Linked DNA regions of Homo sapiens: regions 1 and 3 are each linked to region 2. A link is a loop called in an ENCODE intact Hi-C map of the cell type or tissue named here. Cell type or tissue: B cell. All regions are shown on one strand.

Region 1 (5,000 bases), 120 kb after region 2:
TCCTTGGGGACATTTTAGCCATTAGTCTTCTATCATTGAGTGTTTGAATGTTGCTCGGGAGTTATCTGAGATTAGCCAGCCTAAAACCTATTTCCATAGGAGATTGATAATTTTCTTCATTTTAAAGAAATAATTAATGCAAATGTAATAACCAAATGTGTAATTTAAGAGCTGCATTTAAGAACTGGTAACATTTGAAGAAAAAACATTAGGTTTAATTTGGGTAGGTTCAAAATGTCTCCCTACCCACTTGTAGTTGGGATCAGAATACAAAGTACACCTCAAAACATGTCTTTTAAGGGAAGAATTGTTTCCTTGGGTAAGATAAAACTTGAAACTGAATTCCTCACTATTGAAATTTTAATAGTACAAGGTTAAAAATGGCATTCAATATGAGTTTTGTTGTGTGGGATGGTTTTGGAATCTTTAACTGAATAATTCCATTTGTTTAAGTAGTGAGGTACTAACTTTCAGAGGAAGAGACTTTAAGAGAATCAGTTGAAAATGACTAATGCCAAACATGAAAGCAGCATCATCATTTCTTTACTCATTCCTCAGAAGAGAAACACCCTTACTGCCATCCAGAGGTCTATGGTCCAGTGGCGAGTTCAGCAACATTAGCAAAGGGGGTGAAGGATGAGAGATGACTCAGAGACTTTTCAGTCAGGTCTATTGAAGAGATAGCTTAATCAGGAAAATTAGGACCACTTTAAAATGAGTATCAAGAGTGGAAAGTAGAGACATGCTAATAAGAAGATAGGACTTCTGAAAAAAAAAGTAGCTGAGTATATATGCAAACAGCCAGGACCCTGGAACCTAAGTTTCCTTCACCATTACTGAACGTTTTCAAAAATTCCTTAAACTTCTATTTCTTTGTCTAAAAAACTGTGAAAATTTTCCTTATTTCAAAACTTTGCTCAGAAATGTCTCTCCTGAGAGTCTTTGAAAGTTTAGGGCATTTAAAAATGCATATTATTAATTTTACTGAGTTAATAGCCATTATAGTCTAGTAGTGTGTGTAATATATATCAGGGGACATCTTAAAAGGCATATTATCATAAAATGCATATTTAAGGACTTTCCACCTACATAAATTGAACTTAATAGATTATAACAAGTCTAGTGGGCCCATTAGGGTCTTTGGAAAATACAGTTCAGGGCCTTGTTAAAACATATATTCTTCATGTCATATTCTACTTAAGGAGCTTGCTTCAGTAACCTAGAATTTGAATATGTTTGTCTTGCTTAGTCATGAAAAATGAAAATAAAGAACTCTTTCTTTTTCAGTAAGACAGTCTACAAAGTCAGGAAGAAAGCAAATTTTGCCGCTAATTACATTGTTTTTAGTTTCAAATAACATACATAGAAAAGTGTCAATTAAAATAATAGCTGCCAGTAAAATGTTAAATGACTTACACGTTTTATATATATATATATATATATATATATATATACACACACACATATATATATATTAATCCTCCTTTTATAAGTCAGAAATGTGAGGGATTATATGTTTCAGTTTAAGCTGAGGTTATTGATTGTTAGTTACCAATGGATATACTTCAATGAGAAGCATTGGGTATAAATTATGTCCAGTGTTTCTCATAACGTGATCTGAAAAACCACCTACATCACAATCTCGTGGGTGCTTAAAATGCCTGTTTCTGAGCCTCATTCCTGATCCCCTGGATCAGAAGTCTAGGCATGTGCCTTGGGAATTTGCATTTTAATAAACTCTCTTAGAGATGGTTGCATAACAACTAAAGTTTGAGAGCAGTTATTTTAATGTGCAAACCTATACACATAATGTACTAAATATGTGAAGCCCTATCTAGAACGAACTTCTGGGCATATATACTTTGACCGCAGAGTTTATACTACAATTCCTTAAACTTTCTTCAAGTAATGCTTATTTTGAAACCAGTTCTGGTCTCCAGTGCCCAACTTGGTCTTATTTAGAAAGCCACTGAGCTTTCTGGCTCTAAGACTGAGACATGGAGCTCTAACTTTGTAGCTGCAATTGGAAAATGCATTAATAAGATATTTGAGTGCAATTGCCCATTAGAAATTCTATTTCTAAGATTTTGGATACTTTTTGTATTTTGTTTCATTTTGTGTTGTGTTGTGTTGTGTTGTTTGAGACAGTCTCACTCTGTCACCCGGGCTGGAGTGCAGCAGAGAAAACACAGCTCACTGCAGCCTTGACCTCTTGGGCTCAAGAGATCCTCCCACCTCAGCCTCCCGAGTAGCTGGGACTACAGGCATGACTTTTGATATTCCTTAAAAATCTTTTTTTGTTGTTGTTCAAAATCAAGAGGCATCATCCCAAAGGTGTCCACTCAAGGCCTATGGATATTCAGCAATGATAACTGACTCTTATCTGCAGCACATCACTAGCTACACCAACACAAAACAAAACACAGCAAAATAAAATCCTTCTGTCATGTTCATTTATCCTACAGTCTTCCTCAAAGTGGAATTATAAAAAATGGAATTTTATTATTTACTAATAACTCTATGTCTAAATTTGTTTTTCCTGTTTTCTCATTTTACAAGTGCAAACATTATCCTCTTGACTCAGTGAAAATTAGACTTATTCTTGACCCAGACATACGGCTATACTGAAGGAAAATTCATCATTGGCTACTGAGAAGGATCAACTCTGATAGCTGAAATAAATTTGAAACAAATCTCACACTAGAGACTTGAAAGTCCTTAAAACGATTGCTTGGTTTCACAAACAACACTGTGTTTTTAACATATAGAATCGGCTAGAGGTCCTTATGTGCTTGTGAAATTTTCCAAATGTGAAAGACATAAGCACCACCGTTTGTATCACAGCTCTTTCTTTCACTGGCTTCTAGGACTTGAATCTAACAAAATACCTCCCAGCTGTGCTTAACTGCCTTGTGGGGTTGGTTCTTGATTGTTGGTAAGGATTCCCTGCCATGCTTACTTGGGAGCCTCCTAACATTCTTCCTTCTCCTGGAGAGAGCCCCTAATGGAATGGAGTTCTTAATACCAGAAAATTGCCTAGAAAATTTACTCAAGTAGTGGGCTTTCTCAACCCAGGGTTACAGTAAAAGGGAAATGTGAAAAGTTTAGAATTAAGTATGAACATCTAGTTCTGACATGGGAGGAATAAACTGAGTACAGCATGTAAGAAAGATAATTATTTGGACCCTTAAAGCTTTAAACCAAATACTCTGACTCATACAGGTTCTGGAAAAGACTCAAAAATGGTTCACTATTGACCCTGCTGTAAGAAACAGATCTTTATTTTGTTTTTTAAAGAAGTTTTAAACACCAGATTCGAAATGACTTAAATATGCAAAAGTGCAGCATTATTACCATTTTCTTTCCCCATTCTTATATGTTCATTCTCTAACTGCAGCCTCATCAGTGGTTTACTACACCAAAGGCAGTGAAAAGGTTACATGTCATTTCCTGTACTCCTCATATTCACTAGATTTGACTATAAATTCCATAGTGAATTACAGCACCACCATTATTAAAGTAATATAGGCCAAAAGATAAGCATTACTTAGTGTGCTTAGTGCTTAGGATTTTGCATGAAGTATCTGAAAAGGGTCTTCTGCCCTCCACCATATGTGGGCTTTTAATAGTTGGCTTTTCCTTATTAGTTCCCAGATGAGAAATTAATAAAACAAATGATCGTTGCTACTGATAAATAAATGCTATACCGGAATCATTTGGGAAATCACTACTGCTTATGAAAAGACTTCTAGCACCTCTTATACCTTTCCATGTATCAGACAAGAAAGTTTACTGAGTTCTGTGCTAGATGCTCTGGTGGAATAAAAAGGAACTAGAAAACAACACCCACGTGTTAAGAGACTGATAATACCGTTGGAGATTCAAAACAAACCTCTTCCCCTCCTCCCTCAGCAGTCTCAACTTGTCTTATCAGTTCAATCATCATCTCTCAAGAGGATGGTTCCTAAATCTATAACCTAAACCTGATATCTTTCCTGGAGTCTGGTCTACTTTACCCAACTACCTGTTAGACATCTCCTCCTGGATGTCCCATTTATTCCTTTGGTTCAGCATGTTCAAAACAAAACCCTTCTGCTTTCCTTTCACATCTGCTTTTCTTCCTGCATTTGCTCTTTTCTATTTGTGCTGATAACATCACCATCCTTCTGGGCTTTGCACAGGTCTGAAACCTGTAATTTTTATGAACTCTTGCTTCTCCCCTCTTTTCCTGTCACATCTCATTTCTCATAGCCGCCCTTCTTTTTCAGCCCCATGGCATTTCCCTAAGTTCTGGCTTTCCTTGCCTTTGCCTAGATTGTTGGAATAGGTTTCTAAGTAAATTACATACCGCTAAGTTTTTTACCCACTAATTTTTTCCTACATAACTAGCTCCATTACTCTCCAAAAAGTACAATGCCGGGGTTCTACTCAAAAAGAGTCAGTGCCTCCTCAATGGCTAAAAGAGCATGTCCAGACATCCCTAACTTGCCCTTCGTGGTTTCTACAACCTGATTCTGCCTGCCTTTCCAATTTAGTTTCATAGAATTTTCCTTTTTCGGAATCCTGTGCTTTACCTAAAGCAAGTAACTTGCTAATCCATATATTTGTGCCTTTTCTTTTACTTTTCCCTTGTTCTAGAATAACGTCCCTCTATTTCTTTTGATGTAGATCAAGCTTGTCCCAACCACGGCCTAGAACAGCTTTGAATGTGACTCAACACAAATTCGTAAACTAACATAATGAGAGTTTTTTACTTTTTTTTTTTTTTTTGCTCATCAGCTATTGTTAGTGTTAGTGTATTTTATGTGTGGCCCAAGATAATTCTTCTTCCAATGTGGCCCAGGGAAGGCAAAAGATTGGACACCACTGATCTAGATCCTACCTAAAACATGGAAACTTGCTCAATAGCCACAGAATTAGACTAAAATTTAAGAGCCAATTTCTAGAACAGAATGGTCTAGGTTCAAACCCTGGCTCTCCCACTTTACTATGTCAAAATA
Region 2 (5,000 bases):
TGCTCTTAGTTCAATTCATTAGTGATGGCAAGGTATATAAAGTAAAATTGCTTAGAGAAAGAAAAAAATCAAATGGGATAATACTTCAAAAAAATAGAGACTGATCACCAAAAGTCTAATGAAGGTTTGTGAATCATGTTTTTCAAATGGCCATTTGAGTAGCGTGACTCATGCAATATCCTCCCTCCTTGGCCTCTTTCCACAGTCAGCCAAAAATTAGTGATGAAAATCATATGAGAAGGAAATGTATCAAGTGGTTTTAAATCCTGACATAGAAACATGGTTTGCATCACCATGAATGCCGAACTCTAAAACTGCAGGTATCTTGATTAGGTTGAGAGAGAAGTTTAAAAATCACAAGTGATACTTTAATGGTTTCACTCCAATGAAGTGGAAAGGAGCTATCTTTTAACATTTTTCTTAACATCTTTATTTTTTGCCTGCCTGATTTTATTTATTCCTTGATCTGTGAGCTCTGATATGTGAAGTGTATTTCTATGGTTCTAAGGTAACTTTTAAGCTTGATGATTTTCACCATTGTGGATCAATAATATAATTTATCCTATTTCTCCCACTGTGGCAATACTGAAATAAAAATGTAAAACCAGTTTATCTGTTTTCTAATGCCTGGTTTACTCTTCTGAATTCTATAAATCATTCTGTTTTTCATATATACACATACATATGCATACACTATATGTATACATATAAATTTACTATATATGTATATATACCTACAAATATATATGCCTACAAGTATCCATATATACCTCCTATATATGTATATAAACCTACTATATATGCCTACAAATATATATATACTCTCTCTACACACACATACATGCACCTACACAGAAATCTGCAGGAAAATGACACTTTCACATATTCAAAGGGATCCCAAAAGAGTTCAAAAGCCAAGATTGGAAGCACCAACCCATGGAAAGATGTATTTAAAATCACAAAATACTTCTGTGGACACTGAGAAAAACCAAGCCACACAAACGTTTACATATGAGCGTGATTAGAAGGTGGGCAGACTGCCTTAATCAACTTTATATAAACTCTTGACATAAAAGTGAAAAAATGAAACATAAATGATATATTTTCTTAGCTCAACCGTTAAAAAGCCAATTACCTACTCGTGAACGTTTGCCACATACAATAATACTTTGAAGACACTTCATGATCAGAAGTGAGAAACTCTAGGCATTTGCATCCAACCGTCATTTTATCTGTGAAACTGCTAGTAAAACATAAACCTGAAAGGCATTACTCCCAGCTCTAAGGCGACATCGCTGTCATTAAAGAAAACCTGTGCCTGAGTTGGCTGAGTACCTTCTTGCAGAGTCCTCTGTCCTCGCGGAGTGGGAGGGTCACACTGGGAGAGACTAATAAGGGCAGAGATGCGTCCCCCTTCCCCACTCGCAGGGAGCTCACTCCTCGGCGGTGCCGCAGCCCTGTCCGGACTCCACTGCGCCTCTGAGGGGCTCAAATACGAATTCAAGGTAAGCTGCGCGGCTTTGCGACCGGCTCTGCACTTGCCCTCTCACACATGCCCGGGCTATGTCATCTGCTCGTGTTCCTAGTTATCTGTGTGCATCTGCTTTTCAAGAAAATGTAAAAACTGTGCTACACATGGAAATATGTTTAGGTGGATAAATAATGCACACCTGCATACGTTTCCATAGGGGCCTTAAGGATGGGACCAAAAACGTTTGGCAGGAGACGGCCACTCTCATGTGGTACATACCATGTAGTTCGTGTTCCTATGTTCACATGATGCAGGCTTCATGCGTTACACCTAAGTTCTAGGTGGTTTTTCTGGCTATGTGTGTCTGTGAAGCGGAACTATGGAGCACTGCTGATGCGGGTAGGGACAGACATCAAATACATTACAAAAAAAATGGGGGGTTAAAGGAGTAAAACAAACTCACTATCAATTCATGCCGTTAGAGCGCTTTTTTTTTTTTTTTTTGACGGTGTTAGCCCTGGAAGCGAGGCAGCCAGTTAAGCGGCGTAAGCTAAGAGACGCGGGGTTCCGGTGCGGTGCCCTCCGGCCCGGGGTTACCTACTCCACATGTGGGTGTTTTTCCCAAGTGCGGCTTCTGGGGGGCGGCGCGGGCGCGGGCGGGGATTCCCGGACTCCAGCCCCACCACGTTCCGGAGCGTCCGGCCCTGTTCCTTAATTACCCTGCAGCATGCGCAGCGCGGTCGGCCACAGCGCCGCCGCCGTCCCCGCAGTCCTCCCTGCAGCCACCGCCGCCGCCGCCGGAACGTCCCAGTCGCGGCGCGAGGAAGACGCGGCCCCAGCCTCTGCCGCCTCCGCTGTCAGAGTCCCGAGGCCACCGCCGAGAGCGCGCCGGCGCCGCAGCCACAGCGGCCGAGAACCAGGAGGCGGCGCCGGGCGGCCCAGCTAGGGCGCTGCAGGGTCGCGAGGAAGTTTGTTGGCCCGGAACCAAGCACGCCGTCGGGCACGCTAGCTCCCCGAGAGCAGGCGGGCGCGTAAGCGAACCCCCTTAGAGGTTACGGAGGGAGCGGGAAGCCGGCAAGAGGGTGGGCAGAGGAGCTGGGGGACAGGCGGGTGCCACAGGAGCCCCCGAGGAGCTTCATTTGATGAGAAGGTGAAGAGGCAGAGGGGACCAGCGTGCCTTGTCAGCCTCAGGGGACAGTGGGCTGGAGAGCAAAAAGAGGAGGGCCCAGAATGCTGATAATAAGTAGTTTTAATAGAACAATCCGTGAATAGAGGCAAGAGAGTGATCATCGGCCACAGCTTGAGATTGGGAGATGGAAGAGTAAGGGAAATAAATTGCGCCACCTCCCTCAATCCCCAATTCCAAGACGACTCAGTCCCATCTTCTGCTTGGATAAGTCTGAGGAGGATTAAGATGTGAGGATAATCACTCTGCTGTAGGGGAATTTACATCTGCCTGTTAATGGAGGAGATGAAACAAACGCACACCAGTATCTATTTTCAACCACCACCCCTCCCCAAAAAGGAGAGAACACCAATGCCTCCCCCTCTGCCCGAATCAAACACTGCTATAATTCTTTAGGAGACTAAAGGGAAAAAAAAAAAAGAAAGAAAAGAGCCCCTGCTCGTATGTGGGGTCTTGGCATCTCCTTGTTTTTGAGTGGTGGGAAACTTGCAGGACCCTCTCTAAGTAGAGAGATCTTTGATATGGGCCTGCAAAGCTGAGATATTTAGGTATTCCAGTGGTGAAAAACATGCATAAATGCCCCTTCCTGAGGAGGGCTGACAGGGTTTTTGTGTAGGAATATCTCTTCAGGATGAAAAAGAGGAGGGTGACCCCCAGAGGCAGAAAATTTATGCTCTCTCTAGGGGATAGAAAGTGGAGAAAGTAACTGTCAGGTGCTTCCGTTAGGTTTTGTCCTACCTGAGCTCTCTAAGTGCTAAGGGACCTAAATGGGGTTTCCTGGGAAAGGAGGGAGACAGTATGGCAAAAGAGCAGGAAAGTGAACCTGAAACTGAAATGGACAGGACTAAGAAAGAGCAAAAAGGTGAAAGAAACCCAAATGTGATTATTACCACAATTGGGACATCATCTCTATATCTGAATCATTCTCATCCTAGAAAACCATCCAAAACAGATGGGAACTGTTGGTATTTTCCAAAAATGGAAAATTTCCATCTACTTTCTGGTCCTCCAGTTTAATCTCTCCTGCTGCAATTTTAGTTTATTTTCTCCAGCAGGCAGAAATGCCAATGTGGGTACACAGAGTCAATGGTTCTAGAGGCGGAAGAAGATATGAAGTTAGAAACCATGGTAGTGTGACTAAGAGGCATCACAAATGAAAATTCAATTGAAGTATGAAAAATAAACTGAAATGCAAGGAAGTAGGGCTATAGATATGCTAATATATAACCCTGAAAAGATGCTGGAAAAAAAAAAAACCCAGAATGAATAGGACCAGAATTGAGTCATCTGAGGCAGGCCACATTGAGGATGTACATCTTAAACAGGCAGAGAATAACTAGCTTAGCAGAAGAGATCCAGCAGGGAGGGCATTCCAGCCAGAAGAAATTGCATGTGTGAAGGCTTAGAGGTAGGAGCAAACAGTCATGTGCCTGGTAAGACAGAAAATCCAAGCGGGGTGAAATCTGAGATGAGTAGAGCAGATAGCACCTGCCAAGGAGAGATTGGAAAGGACTGGCTAAGAAGCAATAGGCTTTTTAGGGTGTTATTTTGTAAGCCAATAATAAAATAATCAGGTGAGCAAGTTGCATATTAAATTCGATAGAAATATGATGTATGCAGAGTGGACTATTAGGCCTCTCTTATCTATGCATACGTTATGAAGCACAAAGGATTTCTGACCTCCTCTTTTTAAGAGAAATCAAAAGTAATTGTGAAATTTTAAGATTATTAGATCAGAAAACCAGTAGAGCCCTTCAAATTGAAAAAAAATGGGAAAAAGGATGAATTTGAAAATACGGCCATATATTATATATTAATTTAAGATGATATTGGATCATTGATATAGATATATCTGTGGAACACAACAGAGCAAGAGAATTGTAATCAGAAAAAAATGTAGGTCAGTTGTGATGGTTGAAATTGAGAATGGTACCGGAAAAGTTGATGGAAACAAATCATAGTTCAGAGAAGTGAGTCGGTAAAACAGACAAGTTGATGAGAATGGAGAGAATAGGTTAAGTGTGCTCAAAGGGAATCCCAGGTTTGAGACCCTCTGGAATGTAGACACTAGTTTGGAAGTAACAGAAGTAATAACAAAACTGAGGAAATGTAATAGAGTTGGACATATTTCAAAGTAGTACAAACATTAGGAACTAGGGAGTATGCTTTCTGTGGAGGCAGAGAGCAACTTCAATAGTACTATTTTTTTGTCCCACTAAGTAACTGAAATTATGTTCACTGAGCTTTCTTTTAGTAATTTTTACTCTATTTCTCCATCATTCTTTTCTTTATGCCCATCATTCTACAGATGTTAAGCCCATACCTGTCTATATTACTTAATGG
Region 3 (5,000 bases), 65 kb after region 2:
TAGAGAACAAGGTCTGTAATCTTAAAAAAGTTAGATATATCTAAATTTGATGGCTGCACGTTTTCTTAGTTTATTATGTATAAACAGTTTATAGTTTATTTCTTAGAGTTTTTGCAAGAATGAGATCCAGTCTTGGACCTCAATCTAAGAAGATTGAGTGTTCTATGTCCTGTGTCTCATTAACTTCTCACCCAAGGATAGAATTGATCCCGGGCTAGGCGCAGTGGCTCATGCCTGTAATCCCAGCACTTTGGGAGGCCGAGGTGGGCAGATGACGAGGTCAGGAGATCGAGACCATCCTGGCTAACATGGTGAAACCCTGTCTCTACTAAAAATACAAAAAATTAGCCAGATGTGGTGGCACACGCCTGTAATCCCAGCTACTCGGGAGGCTGAGGCAGGAGGGGGAGGTTACAATGAGCCAAGATCATGCCACTGCACTCCAGCTTGAGCGACAGAGCAAGACTTTGTCTCAAAAAACAAAAAACAAACAAACAAACAAAAGAATTGATCCCACAATTTGAGGCTAAAGAATATCACGTGAATCCTTATAAAAAGGATATAGGTAAAAACCGTGGTATTACAGTGGTTTCATAATTTCATGTGGATTCTTGGTTCATTTGAGGATAAACTTGAAGGCATGTCACAATGATGCAATATTTTTGGAGATAGTCACTGTTTGAGTTAAACAAACAAAATACATATTTTTATAAAAGATTCTTGGTTCTACTGAAACTTTGAATGGATTAATTTTTCATCATCTCTGTACAAGCTCTGTGATTCATAAGATCTGTTATGGTGTGAAAATGTGTTTATTTGGGCTGTGTGTTATTGAAAAAAATTATCATGATTTAGTTTTATTTCACCTATCCCACCTGTGTATTTTTGTGAGAAAGTGACAAAACTGATATGAAGATTTTTTTTTAAATCAACTCAGCATTTTGACAAGCATCAGTACAGATTTAGCCTTAAGCATTCTCCTTCTAAAGCACTATATCAGTGAAGCATTCTAAAGTAATGAATGAATAAACAAAGCATAAACTATTCTGACTGTCATTTCAATGTCATGGAACTCAATCAGGTTGTAATCCTTTGAAAATTGATCATCTATCTTTAGTTAAGTAAAACAATTCATAAGCAGGACCTGGTACAATGGATGGTACATAATAGGATTTCAATATTTATTGACTATTTTGATAACAGTGATAATAAAAAAGTTTAGTTAAGAACAATATTAATTAACTAGAGTTCTCATTCTTCATTCTAAATAATTCATATGTTACTGCTGGTATTTCATTATACTATGTAAGACGGTGTATTTAAATTTTATAAATAAAAATTAACCTTAATAACCTTGCAAAAAGTTACAGAACATAAATCATTACATTTCATTTAGTCTCATGATTTTGCATTTTCTGCAAATCTTAGGCTGCTCATGAATCTGTAAGATGTCTGGAGTTGTTAACGCATTCTATGAACTGCATTGATTTTGTTCATCTGAGGCGAAAAGTAAAAGTTATAGATTTTTCCCCCCTTTTTGCTTTTAAAGTTGGAGTAGAGATTCACCTCTAATCACAAATGCCTGCTTTCTATTATTATAAGATTAATTATTATAAGATTAGAGTTGGGTCTTTCTGTATAAAGTACTTATTGACCTCAAAATAATGCATTATTTAATACATTTCAGTGCTTAAAGAATTCAAACAGCCTATTTAAGAATTTATTATATTGCTATTTTATCAATAATCAGTACTATTTACTTTTTCTTAGGTGTTGATTTCATCTTGCATTTAAAGGCATGATTTTACTTTCCTTGAACTACAGTTAATTTCATGTCCAAATGCCAAAAAAAGAGAAATCTGCTAAGCAAATAGAAGGAATCAATTATTTTTGTAAAAAGGTTGTTAGCCCTGCTTAGATTATACCAATATAATATAAAATCAATAGGTTTTAGGCAGAATTCGTGAAATATAGATAAAAAATTTTTTTTCCTTGTTGGTAAGTGAACACCTATTTCAGTGCCTCAAATAGGAGTCTGGAAGTACAAATAAAGCCTTTCTCATCATGTGCTCATATCTTTGATTTTACCTTTTCTCCAATTTTTTTTTTATTTTGAAATGGCCTCATTTTGTGGGCATTCTTTACTGTAGTGTAAAACAATAGCTTTTTTAAAATTAAGTACTTCTATTTTATTGTTTGAAACAGCTAGCCAAGGTTTGCAATTGCTTTCATTACCTGATTTCCTTTATCTATAGATCCATCTCTATATCCAACTCTATGTCTCTCAAGTAGTCCACAAAACAATGAATCCTACATTTAATAAAAACATTAAAATATCCACCAGTAATTTATTTATATTAGCTTCCTTTTTCTTTCTGATTAAATTACTGTAGTTCTTAACTGCCTGAATGTGATTCCAAAAAACTAAAGATGTTTCTTATTACTAATTTTTTCATAGATTGAACTTCACCAACTTAAAATCTACTGCAGTGCAAACCTCATAGCTCAAGAAACATGTTGTGAAATATCAGATACTAAGGTAAGTTAATTTTCTTTGCATATGAAGAATGAAGAACGCCAATTATCTTTTAGTGGCATAGTTTGTAGAGTCCAAATGTAGGGTAGCACTGAGTGTGTTCTGTTGAAGCCAGGTGGGTAATTTATTCCTAGTAAGGAAGCATTCATAGTGCTTTCTCATGGTTACTTTCAACAGTTTTAATCCCAGCATTTCACCCTTAATTTTGAGGGTAATATATACTCACTTTGAACTCAGTATAACTTAAAGTTATGCCTTTCTTCCTAAACTATGTTCTGACAGCAGCATCATTTCCAGTTACAGAAGTTTTAAATCTGTGATCATACTTTATTCTCACTCATTTTCCTTTTCTACCCTGTCACCCATCCTGGCTAGCTTTCCTTTGACATAGACTTTTCATCCTTATCTTCCATTTTCCTGTTACTGCCAAAGTGTACATTTACCTCGTGTCTGGGATATCAATCATTATTGGATCAACTGCCTTCCCTATGTCCTGCCCCTTTGCTTTGCAGCATAACCAGAATAAGTCTGAGTCACTGCTTTGTATATTCATTCACTCTCTTCCAGCAAACACTTTATTCAGAAACACTGACCTTCTAAACACTGTGCTAAGGAACAGGGCTAACAAACATGATTAAGGCACATTCCCTGCCCTCTCTTCATGTCTTTCTCTTAAGTGACTCCTGTTGGAAGTGAAATATAAATGCAGTTTCTCAGCCTCTCATTCTAAATATTCCCAACCTAACCATACAACTGTTACTTACTTATACCAATCTTTCATTACAAGAAAAATACTAAATTCAATACTTTCTGTATCTCTCAGTGTAATGGCCGTGTGTGCTATCTTATATTACTAGGTGTAACTATATTTGTTTTTAAATTGATTTAAGTACAATTCAGACTCAGTAAGGGAAGTTTTACCTTGATAAACTTTTTTATTCCTAATGCTTCATTTGGAAAAAGTAGACAATCATTGTTTGATTTATTGACTTACCAATTACTAAAAAAGATAAATGGGACAGAAAGATATTCAAAGGGGACTGGTTCTAAAAAAAAGTACAGAAAGAGCATATGAAAAGTGCAAGTAAAAGGTGAAAATGTCTTTTCTTTGGATCTTAGATTTCATAAATGTTCTATACTTGCCATAGAAAATTATATGAAAATTTTATCAACAATTTATGATTCAAAAATATTTTTGACTTTTGTAGCTCACTTTGGGTAGTGAAATAAGAATGTGACCAAAGCATAGCTTAAAGCATAGCTTTAGTGACTTAAAGCATAGCTAAGTCTTTCAAGTATTATATGTTTTGCTTTTGTAACTTGGCTTTATAAAGCATATCTCCAATCCACTTCATGTATCTCATTCCAAGTAAAATGCCAGCCAGCCAAATATCTTTCTATAAATATCTGAAAAGATAATTTAGAATGCCAATCTACAGACTTGAAATACCTAGACTTCCTGGAGCTACACATTTAAATCTTAAAGATGTTAATTCCCCCAAAATTTTGTTTTTAATTATGCTTTTTTGATGTCAGAGTTTTTAAAGTAATAACTTTCTCTGGTTGTAAAGTAATATAATGATATTTTGATATATCTGAATATTATATAATTAGCCAGTAATCACTGCCCTTTATCATTATATTAATGTAATAGAAACTTTCCACCTGATTTATGAGGAAATTGTTTAAGAAGTATAGGTGATGAATTGGGTGGAATGGTTGGTAATTCAAAGCAGTGACATGATCTCACACATTATGAACAAAAGATTTTTAAATCATATTTTGAAAAGATTATTTGGGAGTTAGTTTTAAAGAATAGAACACAAGGTAGGAATTTATCTCTGACTATGGAAAAAATAAGGAAAGACTGTATTTTTGCTGACAATTATTTGGAGGGGATATCACCATTCATTTAATGACTAACAAAAAATAGAAACATACTACATTTTATGAATAGGAATGTACAGTTGGAAGGATAAATAATTATATAAAAGCCATTTAAATGCATCTGCTCTACTTCCAATACGAATTGTATTTATTTTCTTTTTTGTTGCAAAATGTTTTGAACTCAGAAATTTTTAATGTAGTTGCTTAAATATCTAATTTTGTCCTGGAATTTCAAATCACACATGTTTTCTGGTTGTCAATATTTTATAAAGCATTTCAAAGGCAACATTTTTTAAAGATCACCTATAAAGATGCTTCTTTGTTTCTATTGGATTTTCAGTTTCTAAAGTAGTTAAGTTTCATGACTCTAGATATAAAAAGAATGAAGAACAAATATTAAGAGAAGGATGAAATCAGTAACATTTGTTGAAAATAAATGAGAAATGTGGTTAAATTTTTAAGGGCTAATACTGAATATGTGTCAAATCAAAACCAGAGGTTTTACGAGGAGAAGAGTCCTTACTTGTATGTTTGGTGTTGCCTCTAGGCACTTTTTGTGGAGTGTGGACAGGTTTAT

Evidence for each region. Peaks named below come from ENCODE experiments on the same cell type or tissue, not always from the same donor. Only the 100,000 strongest peaks of a DNase experiment are listed, where the experiment ranks them.
Region 1: a loop joins it to region 2, with 1.9 times the contacts of the local background. A loop is called at or near these places in 4 of 110 quality-filtered maps.
Region 3: a loop joins it to region 2, with 2.5 times the contacts of the local background. A loop is called at or near these places in 4 of 110 quality-filtered maps.

Annotation. Positions count from the first base shown.
Region 1 is chr6:69,984,800-69,989,799 of GRCh38, forward strand. All of the region lies in intron 11 of COL19A1 (collagen type XIX alpha 1 chain), which reads left to right. Among named protein-coding and RNA genes, the nearest start is that of COL19A1, 120 kb to the left of the region's middle. In B cell, no CTCF peak of the experiment used is centred here; no DNase peak of the experiment used is centred here; H3K27ac peaks cover 2,416 bases.
Region 2 is chr6:69,865,136-69,870,135 of GRCh38, forward strand. COL19A1 (collagen type XIX alpha 1 chain) reads left to right here and starts at 1,421. Exons shown (of 51, transcript NM_001858.6): 1 at 1,421-1,505. RefSeq lists silencers at 2,059-2,108, 2,329-2,378, 2,389-2,458. In B cell, CTCF peaks have their summits at 2,374 (motif pointing right) and 2,579; DNase peaks (open chromatin) are centred at 1,476, 1,656, 2,276 and 3,346; H3K4me3 peaks cover 4,745 bases; H3K27ac peaks cover 4,962 bases.
Region 3 is chr6:69,930,325-69,935,324 of GRCh38, forward strand. COL19A1 (collagen type XIX alpha 1 chain) reads left to right here. Exons shown (of 51, transcript NM_001858.6): 7 at 2,459-2,539. Among named protein-coding and RNA genes, the nearest start is that of COL19A1, 66 kb to the left of the region's middle. In B cell, no CTCF peak of the experiment used is centred here; no DNase peak of the experiment used is centred here; H3K27ac peaks cover 2,201 bases.